Linked DNA regions of Homo sapiens: region 2 is linked to region 1. A link is a contact called in ENCODE Hi-C or POLR2A ChIA-PET data. All regions are on one chromosome and are shown on one strand. Each heading gives the region's core, a stretch centred on a gene start or an enhancer-like site at or near the end of the contact. The rest is flanking DNA. Distances are from core to core; before and after follow the strand shown.

Evidence for each region. A loop is a pair of places that touch in the nucleus more often than their neighbours do. ChIA-PET counts read pairs that join two places held with the same protein, here RNA polymerase II (POLR2A).
Region 2: a map of heart right ventricle shows a loop between it and region 1 (2.0-fold over the local background). The contact joins two enhancer-like sites. A Hi-C loop is called at or near these places in 1 of 168 maps with a recorded cell type or tissue (heart right ventricle). POLR2A ChIA-PET finds 5 or more read pairs at or near these places in 3 of 52 experiments (H1, OCI-LY7 and common myeloid progenitor, CD34-positive).

The regions. Positions count from the first base shown.
Region 1 is chr9:68,977,550-68,984,479 of GRCh38, reverse strand. The region is part of intron 14 of PIP5K1B (phosphatidylinositol-4-phosphate 5-kinase type 1 beta); the gene reads right to left. Among named protein-coding and RNA genes, the nearest start is that of PRKACG, 33 kb to the left of the region's middle. Within about 2 kb of position 3,884, at least 7 of the 41 ENCODE cell types and tissues checked have a DNase peak (open chromatin) inside an H3K27ac peak, as active enhancers do; they include heart right ventricle, where a contact is called at or near this core.
Region 2 is chr9:68,819,789-68,826,474 of GRCh38, reverse strand. It overlaps PIP5K1B (phosphatidylinositol-4-phosphate 5-kinase type 1 beta), which reads right to left. Exons shown (of 16, transcript NM_003558.4): 4 at 3,792-3,860. The coding sequence starts at 3,860. Among named protein-coding and RNA genes, the nearest start is that of PABIR1, 43 kb to the right of the region's middle. RefSeq lists an enhancer at 459-960. Within about 2 kb of position 3,459, at least 7 of the 41 ENCODE cell types and tissues checked have a DNase peak (open chromatin) inside an H3K27ac peak, as active enhancers do; they include heart right ventricle, where a contact is called at or near this core.

The sequences.
Region 1 (6,930 bases), core at 2,635-5,134:
TGGTATTGAGTGTAAGCTACATAACCAATTAATTAATCTTTCTATTTGTTATCCTCATTATGCAGGATCTACCAAGTGAGACCACAGCACAGAATGGCATGTTACTTGCCTAAAAATCTTAGATTAGATACTACCTAGCACCCAAAAAAGGATGAGAATACATTTTCAGGAAACAGGCACCTGAGCTGAGAAAGCATTAACAGGCAGAGCATAAGCTTTGGAATCAGATGAATCTGACTTTCAATTCTGGCTCTTGGACTTAGTTGTATGTGATACTGGGTAAGTTTCTTAACCCTTCTGAGTAAGAGCTCCAGTTTCCCATATGTAAAATGAGAATAATAATACAGAACGAGTAGGGTTGTTGGAGTGATTTGTGGTAATGAATGTAGGATGCAAATATTTAGTTATTTAATTTGTATTTTTTAGAGACAGGGTATTGCTCTGTCATCCAGGCTGGAGTGCAGTGTTGCAATCTTGGCTTGCTGCAGCCTTGGACTCCTGAGCTCAAATGATCCTCCTGCCTCAGCCCCCAAGTAGCTGGGACTAAAGGCATGTGCCACCATGCCTGGTGTTTCTTTTTAAAATTTTTTTGGTAGAGATGAGGTCTCCCTATATTGCCAAGGCTGGTGTCAAACTCCTGGGCTCAAGTTATCATCCCAAAGGCCAAGAGTTTAAGAGTCTGGCTGCCTGCCGATGTGCTGCACCATTAAGTTTTGCCACAGTTCTCTCGATTCAGACTGTCTGAGGGCTAATTGCACACAATTTGCAACAAGCCACACAGGCCTGTAATGCACTGCCATTACAGGCATGAGCTACTACTGCTCCCAGCTGCAAATAGTTATTGAGTATCCATGTATGCACACTGCACCTAGAATGGATTCTAGCACCTAGAATACAGAGATCAAATTTTAAAAGTCTGTGCCTGATGGAACTTACATAGTATTAAAGAAGACAGACAATGAGATAAGTATTTAAAATATGTATTATGTTGGTCAAAAGTGCTAAGGAGAAAAAAAAAACACACACACAGAAAAAAGATAGGAAGTGAGTAGCAGAAGCCAACTCCAAACAGCAAACTCTCCTTGCTCTGCCATCATAGGATCTCAGGCATGAGCCACATCCTCCACAGGACACTTATCAAGCCCTCCCAAGTGTCCCTGGGTGGGGACAGACACCTCTGATCAACAGTTCTCTCTAAAGATCACATTCTAACTGCCACTCTTTTCTTGGCCTCAATAACCTCTTTTAAAGGCTGGAGGTGGGTAGTCAGCTGAGGGCTGTAGAGCTGATTTTCTGCCATTCAAAAACCAGTTTTGACCTTTGCAAGTGCTATAGTCTCACATTTACTTTTGTTTTGGGCCTCAGCCAAAACAGATACTAAAAATATTTCAGTTTAACACTGTCACATTATTTTTAGCAAAGAGAGATTAGTAAAGGTTATATGCACTACTGAAGAGAAAGGTGTAACTTTCCTAATCAAGAAATGTTTCACATAGGACATAAAGTCTTACCTAGGCTCAAGAACCTATAAACTGTATGCAGGAGTATGTATGTGCATGTCCATTGTGGCTTAAAAAATAATGAAATGTAATTATCAAAAGAGTAAGGAGATAACGCAAGAATAAGTCATCTAATTCAAATAAATGCATCCATAGTCTACAGCAAAGTCTTCTCTTGAAGATGCCCCAAGCAGTAAAGGTAATATAATTTTTTTTTTTTTGAGATGGAGTCTCGCTGTCACCCAGGCTTGAGTGCAGTGGTGCAATCTTGGCTCACTGCAACCTCCACCTCCCGGGCTTAAGCGATTCTCCTGCTTCAGCCTCTCAAGTAGCTGGGACTACAGGTGCGCACCACCATGCCCAACTACTTTTTTTTTTGTATTTTTAGTAGAGATGGGGTTTCACCATGTTGGCCAGGCTGGTCTTGAACTCCTGGCCTTGGGCGATCCACCCACCTCAGCCTCCCAGAGTGCTGGGATTACAGGCGTGAGCCACCGTGCCTGGCCAGTAATATACATTTAAAAAAAGGATTTTCATTTAAATGTCTATGCCATTGATCAATTTAATATTCATTGCTCCTCAGTTCTGACTTTGGGAAGTATTCTTGCTTTTGTCCTGATATTTTTACTGCATTGTTGATTTCCTGGGCACAAGCCTATTTAGAATCAATTTCTAATTTATCTGGCTGAGAGTTTCCTAGGTTCTGTTTTAGGGGTCACTTAGAAGCAAGGATACCTCTCTTAGGAGGAATATCCTGAAAATCTAGTGGTCAGGTCAGAGTGCCCACCATTTCTCAGACTTGTGGCTTGGGAAGATCCAGTTACAGCAGCAAATTTACGTGACTGGGTTTAGGAGTCTGGCTGCCTGCCTAGGTTCTGCACCATCAAGTTTTGCCACAATTCTCTCGATTCAGGCTGTCTGAGGGCTAATTGCATGTAATTTGCAACAAGCCACACAGGAAACTGTTAATCTACTCAGCTATGTTCTTCCCTTGTAAAAACACAGAAACTGCCAGTACTCTTCCCGGGCTCTGTGCTCTGCTCTCCGAACAAGTCATAAACTTCTCACAGGTGAGAGCAGTACAGGAGGAGCGATTTTTCTTCCTGGCTGTCTCTCTAGGAGAAAACGTTAATGGCACCCTGATGCCACACAGGCCTCTGTCATTTACAGAAAAAAAAAAAAAGATTCTTTTGGTTATCAGCAACATTAGTTTGGCTTCATTGGAGAGCATTAGCCTGGCTGGACTGCTGAAAACAGTCATTGATAATTTTATAGCCTGGAACACTCTGATTTCTGTTTGCAGACCTAATGAGTGTTTTATAGCTAATTCTCATGAGAGCATTTGTTGAGGGAACATATGGTACTATCCACAGTTTTTGTCTTTTAAAAGTCATTCTCTCACTGCCTCAATTTGTTTTAATCGAAGTAATAAACATCATAATAAAGCACACAACACAGATGACTTCTGATGAAAAGCAACAACCTCCTGCCCTCCCCACCCCCACCCTCCGCCATTCCCTAGGGGCAGCAGCCCTTTTTGGGATTTCTCTTTTAATATTTTCTGGCGATTCCCTTCATGTCTTTTGATGAATCAGGGGTTAAAAGATTCTTAACCTAAGGTAGCATCCATTGATTCACTATGAGGGACATTTACCCTCTTCTACCCTGTGTCTTCTTCCAACATTTGCTATTTATATTTTATTTTGTAACTGTAAATAACATACCTAGTGAGCTTTTTTATTCCATCAACCACACACCGTATCCTTTAACTCCCCACATTATTTCATCTTTGTCCCTGCTTTCCCCTCTCACTTTATATTAGACACACTTAAAAAACACCGAACAACTTTTATCTCTACTTTGTCAGGGCTGTTCATATTTATATCCTATCTTGCAGCTATAACAAAATTGCTCCCTCTTTGTCCACAGATTGGCTCTAAAATTAGAAAATTGACACATAGAGTTTATAGTATTGTGACTATATAAATATTGTATACTGCCTGGCCAACAGTGAGTTAGGGTTATATTTCCCTCTCTGGGTTCAGAGTCATAATTGCTGGGTCATGCAAAGAAAAATGTTTCCCAAATCAAAGTTAAATGGAGTCTTTTTTTTGCCCCCTAAGTTTGCTTAAATTCATGCCACATTTTAGGCTGCTTCATGTTAGGAGGTTTTTGCCCTTCAGAAACTGTCATGTGGGGAAGAAACCTCAGAGAATATCCAGGCGAAGGGCAGAGGCCTTGATACAAGCTCTGCGTCTCTGATTACTGGTTACAATGCTGGGCAAGTTATGACACTGAGCTCCTGGTTCCTCATCTGTGGGTGGGAAAGATGCCCAGCCCATCTCACAAGGCCAGCAAGAGGATCAGTTTGGATAGTACAAGAGAAAGAAAGGCCAAGAGAGGGTAAAGCTCTTTGGGATAAGCAAACAGGAGTATCAACAGGACTCTTACCTCTGAGACTCTGCCTGTTTTCATGGGGCTTTGATGAGGTCTGCTTGCATAGACAGATTTATCGTAAGACCTTGGAAAGAATTCCTTTTCTGCTCTTAGTTTAGCTACCAGAACATTAACTGATAACAAATGTAGACAGGAAAGCTCTACCTGCAGAGAACACCCACAAATACAGCCTGGTCTCACTTAATGGCTGCAAAGACTTGTTTAGTACCAGAGCCACACTCTGCTTAAGGGCAAGCCCATTCCAGCGTGACCCAGGCGCTTCTGAAGTGATGGTCAAACCAACACCTTGTGCCCCACTGGGAAAAAGCTCACCTTTGGTTGGGGCAGGGAGTGGGTGAGGATACTACAGGGTGTGGAAATTCTCAAGCACTAGCACTAGCGCTCCTGCTGCAGCCTGGACAGTATCAGCGTGTGGCACATCTCATGCTCCTGCCAGGACAGAGCGGCTCCTTCATGCTCAGCCCTTGGCTGAGTGTGTGGACACATCTACAAAACCCCCCAACACGGACCCAGGGAAGTAGAAAAGCTTTGACCACAGTCACTGCACCCAGAATGCTTAGCCGCCTGCCACCATACAGGAGGCTTTCAGAGATCTGCTTGTTTCTGCCTTTCTCACTTTCAGCCCTGAGCATGGCTGCTGCTCTTCCCCACTCTCCCACTTTTGCTATTTTTAGACAAGGAGACTGCCTGTTTCTAATGAAGGCAGCAGAGCAGCAGGCTCTCTCCTGGTATCAACCGATGGCTCCCCTCCCCGCAGTGAGCACCAGAAGCAGGAAGCCTGCTGCAGGCACAGCTCAGACAGCAGCACTTAGAACCCATAGGCAGGAAGAGACTCAAACAGTGTGTTTCCAGGTTTATTCATTGTGAGGACAGAAGCCACAATGGCTCAGAGAACTGGCAGTGACTGAGCTCCTGCCATGAGCAGCCTCAGAGGTGAGAAGAGGGCCTCCTCTCCCTTTGAGGGGAGTGACTCTGTGTGTGATAGGATATAAATATAAAAAGGGTTCCTCCTTTTTAAAGAGGAACCCTCATCCAAGTTCAGGGACCTTTTTCACCGTATATCGCTATGAGATTTGTTTTTCTTTCCAATATCATACCCCAACATGTACACACACAAGCACAGGTGTAAAGCTAGCAGGCATCGTTGACTGTGATGTTTATACTGTGATGACTGTATTACACATGTTATTTCATTTACTCATTAAAAAGAACCCTGTTAGGTGAGGTCTCTGGCTATTTATTTTGTACATTTGAGTATTAAGACTATCTTGTCTCACCTCTGGTGGCATTTGGATTTGAACGTAGGTCTGACTGGAGTAACCTGTCCTACACATATTGCCTTGAGCCATCCAATCACTGCAGAAAATTAGCCCTTTCCTGTGTTTCTAAGTTATCCCCAGCAACCATGGTTCAATTATAAAAGAGAAAAAGAGATACAGAGATCCATTTCCCAATGACAAATCTATTTCTATATACAAGTCTTGATTATTTGATTTCATCAAAGGAACAAGGAATAGTTGTTAAAGCACAACAACAGAAACCTTCGACACCCCTACTCATATCATATACAGAAATTAATTTGAGATGGATCACCGACAAAATGTGAAAGTTAAACGTAGAAAGCTTCCAGGAAAAAACGAAGGAGAAAAGCCCTTCGGGTCACGTCTAAGAAGGGGCAGAAGGGAACTTGCTGGTGGGATGGGGGAATGTTCTTTATCTTGATCTGGGTGATGGTAACTTGGGTACATATTTTTCAAAATTTATGGAACTACAAAGATTTCTGCATTTTTACTATATATAAATTTTACTTTAATAATGAACTGTCAGCATAATAAACAGTATCTGCTTTTCTCCCTACAAAACTACCAATCATCCATTCAAATGTATACTGAGTGCCTACTTCATTCCAAGTGCTGGGCTTAAACCAAAAAGTAAGCAGACATGGTCAGAACACCAACTTAGGGAGCTTCCCAAAAAGTTGGGGCAACAACCTAAGTGTGCCTTATCTGATGAATGGTTAAAGCAAATGTGGTATACATATACAAAGGAAGAGTATTCATCCTTAAAAAAGAAGGAAATTCTGCCATTTGCAATAACATGGATGAACCTGGAGGACATTATGCTAAATGAAATACGCCAGACGCAAAAAGCCAAACACTGCATGAACTCATTTGTAAAATCTAAGAAAGCTGAACTCATAAAAGCAGAGACTAGAATGATAGTTACTGGTGGAAAGAAGAGGAAGTGAGGAGGTGTTGGCCAAAATGTATGCCAGATGAGGAAGTTCTGGAGATCTGAGGCACAGTGTGGTGACCATAGTTAATAATCACGTATTGTGTACTTGAGATTTGCTAGAAGAGTTGATCTTAAGGGTTCTCACCACACAAAAGATATAACCACGTGAGGTGATAGATATGTTAATTGGCTTGATGTGGTAATCATTTTACAATGTATCACCTTAAATATATATAATTTTTATTTGTTAAGTATACCTCAATAAAGCTGGGGAAAAACCCTAAAAACCCCCAAAAGTTGAGGAGATATATATTAATAATAAATGTTAAAAAGAAGCCAATAGGCCAGGCGCGGTGGCTCACGCCTGTAATCCCAGCACTTTGGGAGGCCAAGGTGGGTGGATCACAAGGTCAGGAGTTCGAGACCAGCCTGGGGTGAAACCACATCTCTACTAAAAATACAAAAAATTAGCTGGGTGTGGTGGTACACACCTGTAATCCCAGCTACTCGGGAGGCTGAGGCAGGAGAATCGCTTCAACCTGGGAGGCAGAGGTTCCAGTGAGCCGAGACCATGCCACTGTACCCCAGCCTGGACAACAGAGCGAGACTCCGTCTCGAAAAAAAAAAAAAAAAGAAGCCAATAATTATATGATTATGAAATATATAAATGCAAAAAAATACGCCACCAAAATAACATCCAAGACAACAACAACAGCAAACCAAAATAAAAACCTTCACC
Region 2 (6,686 bases), core at 2,210-4,709, 160 kb after region 1:
TGCTGTTATTTAAAAATGGCAGATTTCATATCAAAATCTTCATCTCTCTTTTCTTGAAAAACATCAGAGTATCTGGCAACCCTGGGCGAGCATTCATTCATAGCTCTGTTGGCTAGAGCTGACTGCCTGCTGCCCCTTTTAAGGAAGGCGTGGGTTCTGTTTACCATGGTCCCCTCGTTTTCTCACTCCCTTCTTTGCTGCCTGGCCCCAGTAGGCTTCTGCATTTACAACTCTTGCGGAAAGCACTCAATAAATTAACTGATAATGGAAATACTCCACTCTGTAAATATAGCCAGGCAGCCTTTAATGCCTGTCTTAATGGGCAACTTGTTTGTTTTATGCAGCTAAAATCAAACTTCTTATTTTAGCCATTAGCTGAAGACATTATTAACCTCACGGACCAATGTTAGCTGTTCTTCCCGGGCTTGCCAAGAACTGAGAATGGATTCAGGAAATGGTCAACTGCAAGACAAAAGGCAGCCAGCCTCAATAATCACATGCAAATAGCTGAGACGCAAAGTGTAAAGTTGTCCCATGAACACTGAGTGTTCCCTAATAACACGTGGAAATCATAGCACTCATGACGCTGAATGTTACTGGCAGCTGCCCAGTAAATCTGGGGCTCCATACAGAAAGCCTAAACCTGCTGCTTAATTCTAACAACATTGGTTTCTTCCCTTTTGAACTCCTCATTATAGACTACTGTGTTCTAAAACTGTTTTCATGTCTTGCCTCTCCCACTCCACTGTGAGCTACTTATAAACTCCTGTGGTATATTTCTCACTCCTAGCATAAAGGACCAGGGGCCTTAACCTGGGATCCATGGACTGGCTTCAGTCAATGCAAAAACACAATGGGTCATCAAAGCTTCTTAGTAAATCTGTGCATACCTTATGATCAGGGCTTCAGGACTGGGAAAGAAATTTAAGGTATTTGTAAAGGGAATAAGATGTATGGTGGCCTTGACAACACTTGTGTAGTCTGTTTGCTATCATTTACAATTTTTTTGTCATTTGCATTTGCAAAGCACTGCTTTTATGCTTTCATTAAGGTCATGGGTGAACATGGTAAGCTACCCAGGGCCAACTCATGCATCATGCTGGTGGAAACCGAGTGAACAGGGAGCAAAATTGCCAGTTTTCGAGACCATCAGTCCAACCAGATACAAACACAATAAACATAATATTTAACCCATACTTATCCACCTTGTCTGAAAGGAGACTAGCGAATCTTTTAGACACCTTTAAATCAAGACTCATTAAATTTGAACATACTCTTTATGAGTAATTTAATGACTCTCTCAAAATAGGAAATGCAGTTAGTTTGAAATAAACTACATCTTTATGAATTTCTCCAGGTTTGTAAAAGATATGTTTCTTCTCTAAATATGTATAAACCATATGTTTAATAATAATGCTCAAATTATACTGGGGAATAATGTCTCACTTATAATCTGGTTTCCAGAATGTACTCTTCCTCATTTTTGAAAATAAGAATAATATTTGCTTATGTCCTGTTTTCTGACAATTTTCCCATTCTGAAATTCATTTAAAGCTCACATTCAGAGGTTTTCCTATTCTAGCTTTAAGTTCTTTCATCTGGGAAATGGTTTATCTGGACCTGGAGATAAACACATTTGCAATAGCTAACTCCTAAGTCCACCATGAACACCTTCTCTAGTTTGAAGATCAGAGAACTAAACCGAATAATTCAGCTGAGCTTTTACCTGCCAGTAAAACAACACTCTCTCTAAGCGATTCCTTCTTCTTGCTATTCATATCAATACCATATTTATTAAGGGCTGAAGTTCTAAGTGCTGTGCTGGTCTTCTTGGTGCTTTTTAAGAGAGGCTACGTACATCTCCTTCCATTGCTTATACTTTTTAAAACCAGAAATCATTAATAAGATCCTGATATTATTACACATAAAAAATTGTTCATTAAAAAAAATTTCTGGTCCCCTTAGGTTTTCTGTGTCTTTCCTTATTTCTCCTACCATAGAATTTGATTTTTAGTTTTTACAACCTAAAAAACATTGCTGAGTTAAATATCCTACTGGAGACATTAATCATAGAATTACCTATACTAATTATTGAAAACCTGCTTGACTAAATAAATTCTTGGGCAGGGTACACTTAGCAAACTCTGAGATGTCATGGTCACATTTTTTCTATAACTTTTGCAGCGACAAAGGATCTCCTGTGAGTCAGAATTTGGTCAAGAATTTCAGTGCATCTTGATGCTGATTGAGAATACCACCTGAAACTGATCTGAAGTAATAACAGGCTAGCAACGTAATCATCTCTGTGTTGGTCCATGCTTGAATGAATGTACACGGAATCTTGGGTAAACGAGACAGGATTTGGTTTTTCACTTGTGTCTAAAAATAAATAATAGTGTATTGTTGCCTCTGGCCCAATGTACAAATTTTATAAAATATACTGCGGCACTTCTGAGCTCTTGAATCTTTACCCAACTCTTTTCCAACCACACCATCACTTTGAATGACAACCTCCCAGTTTGTATTTCAAGGTTTGGCTGAGTGGAAAAATCAGATAAAGAAGATATGCCAGGAAAAAGGGCACATTCTCCCATATGAAAATGGAATAGAAAATACATCATGCTAGTTCCATGACCTGAATATGTGGTCAGAGCCCATAGCTCATGTACTTTATGACTAAACGTCTTGCAGGCTGTCCATCAAAGTATAAAAGGAAAAATTAAGAAATAATAAACCTTCAATACACAAACCTCCTACTCTTAAGAGGGCAAAATAGCAAGAACTTTGAAAAGCTAAAATGTATAGTCAATTTATAATCAGGAGTAGAGGTGCTTGGGAACATATTTTACCCAGTAACGTGTTTGAACATTAGCTTGGTAGCTGGGAGTCGAGAATTTATCAAAGACTGGTAAGTTAAGATACATTAGGAAGTCTGGAAAAAGACTTTTTGTGAAATGGGCTGAAGACATAAAATCTGAGCGGCTTAGAAAAGGTGGGGAAGAGGAGCATCTCACATTTTAAAAGTTTTAAAATACAAAGGTAGGAAATGTTTTAAATGTTGGTGGAAAGTAGTGAGTCCATTAAAGGATTCATATATTATACACAGAACACTGCATGCCCTCAGGAGCCTTCTTCTTAGGAATAAGAAGGGTCTTCAAACAACTCTCTTCACTCAATATTCTATATTATGGTGAATTGACCCCCAAAGATTCCCATGCTCTAATCCTTGGGACCTGTGAATATGTCACCTTCTAAGGCAAAAATGAATTCAAGTTGCAGAGGAAATTAACGTTGCTAATCAGCTGACCTTTTAGATAAAGAATATTAATTTTTATTAATATTTTCCCATATTTCTGTGAGCCTAGGAGGGCTCAATGCAATCACACAGGCCCTTTAAAGTGTCAGAGTGATACAGCCTGGGAAAGACGCCACCGGCCATTGCTGGCTTTGAAGATGGCAGGGAGCCATGACACAGGGCACGCAGGGAGCCTCTAGAAGCCGGAAAAGACAAGGAAGTGGACTCTCCCCTGGAGTGTCCAGGAAGGAATACAGCTCTGCAAACACATGGATCTCAGCCCAGGGAGACCCATGTCAGGCTTCTGACTCACTGAACTATAAGATAATGCATGTATGTTGTCTAAGCCACTAAATTTGCAGTAATTAGTTATAGCAGCAACTGGAAACTAAGATAGTAACTTACAACTGCTTGGGAGAAGGAAAGGCCTTTGATAATATTCACGTGCCAAACAGCAAAACGGTGTTCCTCTTTAGAAAATAAAATGCACACTCACCTTTTTATAGGTTTTTTCTTCATTTTGTTTTCCAGGTGCTGCCTCTCCATTTTCAGCAGCAGAAGACATCTACAAGAGAAACACACTGCCCTTTGAACTTCAATGTTACTCTGAAATACAATATATTAATAATATTGCTAACCAAAGGATCTATTTTAGTTAAGTATGTTTTTGTTATTGCTATTGCTGTTGTTCCTAAGGAAGACAGAAACATTTCAGAATACTAAAAAAGAAATCTGCATTCCTTAATCTTTCAAAAATAAATCTAAAACATTTTCGTAATATATTTTATCCCATATGCTCTAAGAAAGCATGTACATGTGTATAAGTTTCTTTCTACAAAGCTTTTTTTTTTTAGAGATGGGGTTTCACTCTATCACCCAGGCTGGAATTGGAATGCAGTGGTGTGATCATGGCTCACTGCAGCCTCAAACTCTTCAGTTCAAGCAGTCCTCCCATCTCAGCCTCTCGAGTAACTGAGATTATAGGCATGTGCCACCGTGCCCAGGCTACATAGCCTTTTAAAAAACTTTTCTTCTGGTTATGCATGCTCACTGTAAAATTATCTGGGAAGTACCAAAAAATATGAGTCAGAACAAAAAAATTACTCAATTCTACTACCCTTGGGCAACTCCTCTATTCACATTTTGTCATATTTATTTCTACCTTTTATTATGTGTATTTTCATATGAAAAAACTTACAATACTATCTTACCCAGTATTTTTCACTGAACATTTATGTAATAAACATTTTCCCATTTGATTACAAAAATATCTTTGTAAGAATAATTTTTTTCTAGTTGCAAGATATACCACTGTGTGGACACCACTGTGTGTTAATACTTTAGTCAATGCTAATATTGAAGGATAGTTGAGGCAGCTCAAAGAGTTTTGCTCCTGCAAATAGTACAATAATTATTTTATGCTTATATCTTTATCTAACTTCAATGTTTTCTTGGACTCAATTCTTGGAACTGCTAGGGCATACTAGGGTATTAAAAAATTTAAAGCTTTTACTACATATTGGTAAATTTATTTCCAGAAGAGTATACTCATTCACACTGCTATCAGCAGTGAGTGGGGGCTTGTTTCATTACACATTTAGTAATGACTGTTATCATCTTAAACAGCTTTGCTAATCTGACAGGTAAAAGAAATCATCTCCTGGTTTTAATTTGCATCTGTGAAAATTACTGGTGAAGGTTAACATTGTTTTCACATCAGTTTTAGTTCTTTGTATTTCTTCGAGTCTTCCATTGTTTCGTCCATTTATCTATGGAGGTCTTAATGTTTCTGATATTGATTTTTACCTATTATGGTTATTCATACTAGTGGTTTGCTTATTTTTATGTTTTAAGGTCATTAATTGCTTGCCAAGTGCATTATTAATATTCTTCTGTGTTAGTATCTGCCTTTTTGTTTGTTTTTGAGACAGGGTCTCACTTTATCACTCAGGCTGGAGTACAGTGGTGCCATCACAGCTCACTGCAGCCTCGACCTCCCAGGCTCAGACAATCCTCCCACCTCAGCCTCCCAAGTAGCTGGGACTAATTTTTTGTAATTATTTTGTTAGAGACAGGGTTTTGCCATGCTGCCCAGGCTGGTCTCGAACTCCTAAGCTCAAGCAATCCTCCTGCCTTGGCCTCCCAAAGTGCTGGGATTATAGGCATGAGGCACTGTGCCCAGCTTACCGTGTCCTTTTAACTTGTTTCATAATTATGATATAGAGAAGTTTACATTTTTACACACTCAAAACTATTGCGTATCTTTGTGAATTCTAATGCCTTAAGATAAAATATGTTTTTTCATTGGGAGATCTGATCTTCAAATGTGTTTCTCTCTCTTCCTAATGATAAGATTTTCACATGTGACCTATAATTCATCTGAATTTTTAAAGCCAGTTATGCTACTTCTGTGGTAAACAAGGATAACTTCATAATTAGGGAACCATAATTTAAGGGTCTTACCTTAAACTGCATGCAGAACATTTAATACACCAAGGAAGGGTAAAATTTCTGACTTTCTTTTACGCTTTTGAAGCATGCTTTAAATTCTGGGCTTTTAATAAACACGGCATATGCTAAACCTAGGGATTCATCAACCATTTCTGTGCCTTGGAACTAAGTGACTGAGTTTACCCACACTGCCATGAGCTTGATATGACTAAAAACCATCCAGGAAAATAAACGCAAGAATCACGGTGAGCCAACCTCACTAGATCTAGTACTGCCCACCAATCAAACCACCCTCTTACATAATTTTGCAATTCTATTTGCATCTATTTAATCTGTCCGTGTTAGAATAGAGTCTTCCAGGACAGATGTTTCACAAACTATTGTTTTCCATGCTGTATCAGCTTAAATTGACTTAAAGAATAATTCATTTTTCTAGTCTCTTTATAATCATATTAGGTCAGTTTTGAATAAAAATGCCAGAAGAATTAAAATGGTTTATGTATCAGGCTCAGGGTAAAATACAGGCCTTCAACTGTTTAACAGAGCCAACAGAATGAAGACCTCCCTAAAGAATGCCATTCCAGTAATTTCACTTTTAAGACTTTGCAGCTTTTAAAACCAAAAAACTACAAGAGCAACTCTGAAGGGTGCTTAAAAAAACAACCTTAATGAGAGGTTAACTAACTGGCATGAATGAAGGACGGAGGATGAGATGGTCTTAAAGTACTTTTTATTACTTTGTGAATCATCCCTGACTTGACAGTAGGGAAGAGGAGGAGAAAAACAGGTAAACTTCTATTTTTTTTTAAAACACTTCCTTTTAAGCAGCACAAAACATAAAATAATGATAAACGAAGGCCATGAACTATCATCTGGATTCAAGAGTTATTCATTTATTTTTCCTGTAGAGTGATGTTTAACAAAGGTCACATAAACCTAT